Linked DNA regions of Homo sapiens: region 2 is linked to region 1. Evidence: chromatin loops called from intact Hi-C (ENCODE). Cell type or tissue: GM12878. All regions are shown on one strand.

Region 1 (4,000 bases):
ATCTTAAAGCAGAAGTATGATTCGGCACCTTGGGCAGATAAATAGTTGTTTGTTTCCCTAGAGAGGCTGTTTAGTATAACAGGAAGGACTTTGTAGGCGGTGGAATGCAATGTGTTGGAAAGAGTGTACATTTTGGAATTAAAATGACCTTGGCTCCAATCCCAGCTCTGCAATTTACTCGCAGTTTGATTTGGACCAAGTTACAGTGTCTCTGAGCGTCACACTTAGTATTGCTACAGAGTTGTACAGATTAACATTATATTACAGACTTGAGCCTCGGTAATTTTTATCGATGGTGTAAAATGGAAATGATTCAATTTCCCACCTCTGCCACATTCTAGCCATGTGCTCCTGAGCAAGTTTTCTGATCACTCCGAGCCTCAGTTTTCTCACTTGTAAGATGTAGACAATCAAATCCTCCTTGCATATCTACTGTGAAGATTAAGTGAGGTATGTATATAAAGTTCTTAATTTGGTACCTGCATCATAACAGGCACTCACTGAATATATTTTCTTGTCTTTTTGGTATTAAATATAATGGAATTTTATCAAATAATTGTTTTGCTGTGAGCCATGGTAGAATATGACTGCCTTCTGCCTTTTAAATTTTAACTCCCTGACATGGTTTTTCTGTGTCCCTACCCAAATCTCATCTGGAATTGTAGCTCTCACAATTCCCATGTGTCGTGGGAGGGACCCAGTGGGAGGTAATTGAATCATGTGGATGGGTCTTTCCCGTGCTGTTCTCGAGATAGTGAATAAGTCTCATGAGATCTGATGATTTTATAAAGGGCAGTTCTCCTGCACACGCTCTCTTGCCTGCCACCATGTAAGATGTGACTTTGCTCCTCCTTACCTTCTGCATGGTTGGGAGGCCTCCCCAGCCATGTGGAACTGTGAGTCAATTAAACTTCTTTTCTTTATAAATTATCCAGTCTCGGGTATGTCTTTATCAGCAGCATGAGAACAGACTAATATACTCCTTCTCTAGTTCATCCAGTAGGTGCAGTTCCTTCTGTGTGATCTCAGCCTCCCCATCCACTGATGTAACAATGGCCCTGACTATGTTTTTCCCTTTCTCTCTTTCCTAGCCCCAGTCAAGAATTTCTGGCAACCCCTCAAGGCCAGAGTGGACAGCCCTGGATATTCAGACCACATTTCAGGGAACTTCTTACATCCCACTGACTTTTCTGTCTTGACATTAATTTAGAAATCCAGTCACCAAACAGTTGGATAAAACATGTGTCATCTCATGCAACTGATAGAACAGTATCACCATTCAAGAGCTCTGATAAATAACTGAAAGGGACATTTCCATAAACATTCTTATTCTGTTCCTAACTGCAAGAGGATATTAGGTTGTTAGCATAAAATTTGCCTATTCAGCTTTCTGAGTCTACTTTATGAGGAGAAAACTGATTTTCTTTTTAGATACAAATATATTAAAGTTCACAATTAATTTAGATAACACCATGTGAGCTGATAATAAAATGTCTAGCAATTAAATAATGAATGCTAGGAAGCCATAGTCATCAGAGATAATCAGAATACACCTTTATTTTAATGATGTAAAATCAGTGTGTTTTCATATGATTTAATTATAGATTGACAGGAAAAAGTGCAAAACCATAGATTAACAATTTAAGGTAATGCATACACTAGAAACTGTTTCCAAAACTGTGATTAGTACTGAGCAAGTTAAATTCATCATCTTATAAAAGAGAATTTATAGATTTCAAATATAATAGCTTAGCATGAATAGAGATAGAAGACCTTTGAGTACGATATGAGTAGATAATTTTTCCTATAACATAGAATGAAGTGAAACTGCTAAGTAATGCACACATTTCTCTGAAGGCAGGTTTTGCCCATCATACTGTTTAGGCTTATAGTAGAAAACACTGGTCCCGAGGACTTACATCCATTGTAAAATGCAGACCCAACTATATCATGTTTTTGCACAATTCTAGGGGTACCTCTTTGATGTGTGCTCCAGGACAGCTGGTGGCCCTGGATCTAACAATATTCCACCTGTTCATAGAGACAATAAGATCTACAGGTTCAGATGGGGAGTCTGAGATGCAACAAAGACTCTTCAAGTTCTTCAATTAGGAAAGCCTCTTTATGTCTAAGAGTGATGCTACACTTCTCTGGGAAGAAGGGCATCTCTGAGCTCTAAATGCTTTATGTATCTGGCATTTTAAATAATACCACCAAATATGGGAGCCACTGAATTGATGAAATCACAAACTGGAAATTCCCCGAGAGTGAAACAAACAAACAAACAAACTTGGGTTCTGACATTCTGCAGAAAGCAGGTGTATATGACTGAACAGGGAGAAGGGACTTTCCTCAAAGAACCTCAGAGCCACAAGGTGCTTCTTTTCAGAGGAACATAGAACAGTTACTCTGGGGATTTCACGGACACCTTCTCACTCACTGATCTGGTCACATTCTGTACCCTAGTAGGCAGCCCAGATTTTCACATTGACATAGACTGAACTTTATTACTCATTTATTGACACAGACTGAACTTTATTACTCATGTTTTTTCTTTTTCTGGTTGAAAAAATGATGAACACTGTGAATTTCACTTAAAGCCACCTGCTACCCATTTCAGGCAATGGTAAAAACTAACATCAACAGGCTAGACAAAGTAGCCATGGGAGCTGAATTTCATTCCAGAAATGGACAATATCGTTAACATGCACTAAGAGCAGCAAACCATCTCTCTAACTAGGGAAGCATTATCGATAAGATTACCTTTCTGTAAGAGCAAGAAGAATATCCCATCATTTACTGCAGAAGAGAGTATTGTGCAAAGGTTTGGGCTAACCTCAGCACCCCTGTAGTTAAAGATCTTCATGATAATGAAAGAAATGAATAAAAAGAAAATGCTTCCAAGAGGTGTGATTTTATACATTTTATTCTCGTAGCTAGATAACTATGAGATATAACTTCAAAATACAAGAAGGCTTAAATAAAAGATGATACTTGGGAGCTCCTGCATGCCGACATTGGAATCTAATTCTCACATTTTAGTCTCCTGTCCTATTCATGTGGAGGTGCTAAGAATGACAGCAAAGACACCAAGAACTGATTACTTGCTACTCTGTTAATTTTTATGTTTAATTTCAAGTTTTGTGTTGTGTTTGTGTTGGATTGATTGATTGATTAATAGAAAACAGAGAGCAAACCTATTCTCTGGGCCCCATTCAGCACACTGTGGAGTTCTTGATACACTGCAAAATTCCCAGTGTTTTCTTCATGTGTCCTCACTCTATAAGCTTTAGCTAGATGGGAAATTATTCTGCTAGGGAGCTTTAAAATATCACACAGTTGGGACAAAGAAAAAAAAAACCATCTCTTTGTTCATCTGGAAAATGAGAAGGCTAGACAAATGATCCCTCTGGTCTCCTCCAAGTCTTAAATTCTCTATTTCTCTGATGCTTGGAGACATATAAGGGATTGTTTTAGGAAAGAAATACTAAGTACCAATGACATTTTTTGGCTTCCATTTAAAATAGATATCAAATACCTGTTTATGCTTTCAGATGTGTGCATTCCCATAGCAATTTCTTGTTCAATTCAACATGGAGGTACACTGGCTGACAGAGTGGAAACACTGTAAACAGGTGGTTTTCGTGGTTTATATTTTAACACTGAAAGGACTCAAAGAACCTCAGACAGCCAGGAATAGGAGAAAATATTTCCCTCCAATTAAATTGTTCCTATATATCCTAACATGCTTGCGACACGTGTGACTCATTCCAAGTCCAGAATCGTAGGTATGAGACAGTGAAAAGGACACTCTGCTTCCACCTGATATAGTCTCTGCTGTGCTACCAAGTTTACAGAAGAAGTATACAAGGCCCAGAGAGATTCACAGGGACGTTAGCCTGAGGAAGCTGTTGATTAAAATCAAGGCTACTGTGTCCTCGTTAAGGTCTGTGTATAGGATTCTGAATTGCTCCTTGAAGTAAATGCACCAATTCGACAT
Region 2 (4,000 bases), 92 kb after region 1:
CTATTTCCAAAAGATGCTCAGGAAAGCCCTGCCTGACTCGCTGGCATTTGAGCAGAGCCCTGAATGGGGGGAAGGCGTGTTCCTTCTAGAAACCTGCTGGAGGTGTTCCCCCCACCCCCGACCAGTGGAGGGAATAACAAGAACAACGGTGCTGAAGCAGGTGTCTGATGGGTTTACAGAGACCAGCGTGGCTGGGCTGCAGGGTATGAGTATGTGTGTAGGTGGGGGGACCAGGGGTGATAGGAGATGAGGGATGATTTGGGGGAGGGGGCCTACTGATTGTGGCAAAAACTTTGTTGTTTATTCTGAATTATAGGAGAAGCCATCAGAGGAATTTGAAAAGAGAACTTAACTTACGGTCCCCAGACACAGCTCTGATCACCTTCCTCCTATATTAAAGTGTTTGATTCGCTTGCTATTCCCTATAAAATAAACTCCAAATGCTTTTGCTTGACATATAAATTCCTCTGAGATCCAGGCTTTTGGGTTTCTCACCCCCACTTCCTCATCTTCGTTTATTCTCCAGCCGTACTCATCAATGTCTATGTCTGTGGCTGCTGAGCTGATGCAAAATATTCCCTCTGTCAGGGGTACCTTTCCATTCTTTTTTGTAATTGTTCACATTCATGAGGATGCCATATCCTAATGATGTTGTCTTGGAAGTGAAAAAGCCCTGCAGCATATCACTGATGACTATATATGACTAGTGCTGACATCAGTGAGCGTTTATTTAGCATCTACTATGTGTCAGGTACTCCGCAGAGCAATTTTTATTAAATACTTGAAAAAGTTCTTCGAGGCAGAGTCACCAAAGTCCCCACCCTTATTTGACCGATGAGAAAACAGAGGATCAGATACATTAAATCAGTTCCCAATTTAATACATTAAATAAGTACACTGCTATTTATCAAAGCAGCAAAATAGATAAGCTCTTGTCCCTCAGCTGCCCATGGTGTTCTATACATTTGTATTGTGGGTGGTCGTTTATGAATGTCTCCACATTTAACTGTAAGCTCATTCATGGAATGGAGCATATTTAACTTATCTTGTTATCCTCGGTATTTAGCGTATTAGTTGCTCAATTATTCGCCAATATAAATGAAAATCTGAGAATGATAACCAGCGGAAGATCTAAGAGGATTTATCCATTAAAAGGCTTTTATTTGCTCATTTTTATTCATTCATTCATTTCTGTATCTGTTCCACAAAGCTATGTGAACCCAGTGTGTAAAGGTGTGTACACCTGGCACTATTGAAATGTGAAGATAAACACAATGAACACGGATCCCAAGATGCTTAAAATCCCACTAGAAACAGAGAAATGAGAACTAAAGTTTATTGAACATTGACAATGTGCCAGGCACCGTGCTAGGAACTTAACATCAATTTTCTTGTATAATTGCCCATCAGGATGGGTTATCCACATCAGGAAACTGAATATCCAGGAAGGGAAATGTATTTTTTGAAAGCACATAATTAGAAGTTAGCAGAGCAGAGATTCTATTTTATCTATGGCCAACTCCATAACCTCTTTTCTTCCTACTACATCACACCAGGGCCTAAGAATTCTAATTATCCCTACATAATTCTGACATTGGAACCATGAAGTTCTCACGCGAGATTCCATGCCATTCCTTCACCTGCAAAGGATGCGAATGCAAGGGCCGACGATGCCCGCAGGGGAAGGAAGGAAGCCGGTCTCCTCTGGACTGAAGCCAGGGCAGGCTCAGACAGCTTTGGAGCCAAGAGACGGAGAGGCTCCGCTTCTGGGAGCACAGGATTTTGACAGGAATTGTGGAAAATACACAGGTAGGATGCTTTCAATAAAGGCTGATAGAAATGAAGGAAGGAAGCGGGGACGGAGGGGAGAAAGGGGAGGAGGGAAGAAGGGAGGAGGGAAGAAGGGGGAGACGGGCAACTTATGTTGCTTAATTCTGATTCATAAAATCTGTCTAAGCTGTGTGTCTTCTTTCTCGTTATTCATTGCGTTGACCTTCCCCACGGCCACGTGGGGAATATTTAGGAACACAGATGTTGGAGTCAGACTTGCCCGGGTTCAAATATCAGCTCCAGCTCTCAGGCAGCTTGGCTAAGCAACTAAACACCTCTCCACTCCCGTTTCCTTCTCTTGGAAGTGGAGGCCACAGTAGTCACACGCGGTAGATACTCTAAGGGCTGTGGCGAAGGGCAAATGGTTCTCCGCAGCATGTGTGACACGTGAAGTGCTCGAATGCCTGAGTCCTGGCAGTCCTACCCGCCCGGCTGCGGGGCTGCCCACGGCCTTGCGCTTCGTGCTCTGGTTGGGTGACTCCCTTCCGCACGGCTGCCCTGGGTCCCCAGCCCCAAGGGACACTTCCTATGACCCCCCGCTTGTTGTAAAGGCCGGGGCCTTCGGCCTCCCACCGCTTGACCACCAAGCCGGCGCTGTCCGTGAGATCTCCCAGGCATGCGGTCTCATCTCAGCCTGAAAGTGCGGGGAATTTCCAGATGCTGCCTGAGTGACGGTTATTCAGCAGACGAGCCCTCTGGGGTGAAGTCCCGCGTGGAGGGGGTTTCCGGGAGCGCAATGCTCGCTGGCTGCCTGGAACCAAGGGTGATGCGGCCCCCCTTCCACACAGAGCAGGAAGAAGAGGAAGGCTGGGGCCAGCCCAACGTCGGGGTCACTGTGCCAGGCACCCCCTCCAGGTCCTGGCGGTGTCGATCAGGACACCACCAATGCGTTCTTGCAGACAAAATGCACCTATGCTGTGGGAGGAAGAGCAAGCGGTTCGCCCGCCGCGCATCAGTGCACCCGTGTCCCGGCGCGCAGACAGGTCCGGGGCACCTGCAGCTACTCCGGGGCACCTGCAGCTATTCCGGGGCACCTGCAGCTACTCCGGGGCACCTGCAGCTATTCCGGGGCACCTGCAGCTATCCCGGGGCGCCTGCAGCTACTCCGGGGCACCGCCATTTCCCGCCCCCATAAGCGCCTAGAGAGCCACGCCGCGCCCCGCTCACCCCTGCAGGCCCGCAGCCGCTCCCAAGGGCTGGCAGTGTCGCTCACAGGTGCACTTTGTTCATGCTGTCTGCCTCCACAGTTGCCGAAGTGAGTTCTGCACTAATGAGCTCAGCATGCGGGACAGCAGCGCCGGCCCTCACTCTCCAGGGACGCATGGAGCTCTGTCAAATGACCCGACAAACCTTTGCAGCGCAGAGGCTTCTAGAGGGACAGAGCAACCACCATGCCGCCGTCCGAGGAGCTGGCAAAGGCACGCGGCACCTGCAAGCCGGAGAAAATGGTGTCCTTCCTCCTGTGCTGGACTGAGCAGGGAAGGAGGTCGGGGCTGCGGGCGTTGTCCCTGGAGCTGCACCCTGAGCTCAGCTTCTAATTACTGCTAAGTGCATTTTCCTTCCACCAGTCACAGGTACCTTCCTGATACGTAGAGCCCATCGAATAGAAGGTGGTGTGACTTGGGATTCTAAAAAGGAGACTCGGGGTTAGAAGGGGTGCGTGGTGTCAAGAATGAACAAGAAACATGCTGGACTCAGGAAGCCGGCTGGCCGCAGTGAAATGGAGACTCTGGAGCACAGGCCGCGGGGCTGCAAGGCGCAACCTGAAGGCTTGCTCCGCTCTGGAAAGGCCCTGCTCCTCCTGGACGGTGTCTCTTCCCTTCCCGCCTCCCCTCGGAGGCTGCCTCCCCTCGGACAGGACCAGGAGCCCATCCACCACCCAGGGAGCAGTGCGGCTTTGTGCTTAGGCCTCCGGGGAAGTGAGCTGTTTCCTTGATGTCCTACAAAGAGGATTATTCACTTGGAAAAACAGAAGCTTGTCAAGCTGCCACAATCGCCAGGGAAGATTCCATCTCTCTCTGATGGAGATAAATGGAACGGGAGACGTGGGGCTGAAGAGCGGGGGCTGGCTGAAGGGAATGAGGTGAGAAACATCTTGGGTGGAGATGATATTAGTCACACATGTTAACCCTGCCTTAGGCTGGGAATCCAGAATTGAGAAATGAACTCC

The links. Hi-C counts contacts between places; a loop is a spot of excess contacts. Peaks named below come from ENCODE experiments on the same cell type or tissue, not always from the same donor. Only the 100,000 strongest peaks of a DNase experiment are listed, where the experiment ranks them.
Region 2: a loop joins it to region 1, with 1.9 times the contacts of the local background. A loop is called at or near these places in 1 of 110 quality-filtered maps.

What each region holds. Positions count from the first base shown.
Region 1 is chr11:133,267,018-133,271,017 of GRCh38, forward strand. All of the region lies in intron 1 of OPCML (opioid binding protein/cell adhesion molecule like), which reads right to left. It overlaps LOC124902796 (a long non-coding RNA gene), which reads right to left. Exons shown (of 2, transcript XR_007062959.1): 2 at 1-4,000. Among named protein-coding and RNA genes, the nearest start is that of OPCML-IT1, 97 kb to the right of the region's middle. RefSeq lists an enhancer at 2,178-2,467. In GM12878, no CTCF peak of the experiment used is centred here; a DNase peak (open chromatin) is centred at 2,404; H3K27ac peaks cover 2,467 bases.
Region 2 is chr11:133,358,735-133,362,734 of GRCh38, forward strand. All of the region lies in intron 1 of OPCML (opioid binding protein/cell adhesion molecule like), which reads right to left. OPCML-IT1 (OPCML intronic transcript 1) reads right to left here. Exons shown (of 2, transcript NR_046790.1): 2 at 1,323-3,458. Among named protein-coding and RNA genes, the nearest start is that of OPCML-IT1, 5.3 kb to the right of the region's middle. RefSeq lists an enhancer at 2,087-2,587. In GM12878, no CTCF peak of the experiment used is centred here; a DNase peak (open chromatin) is centred at 2,477.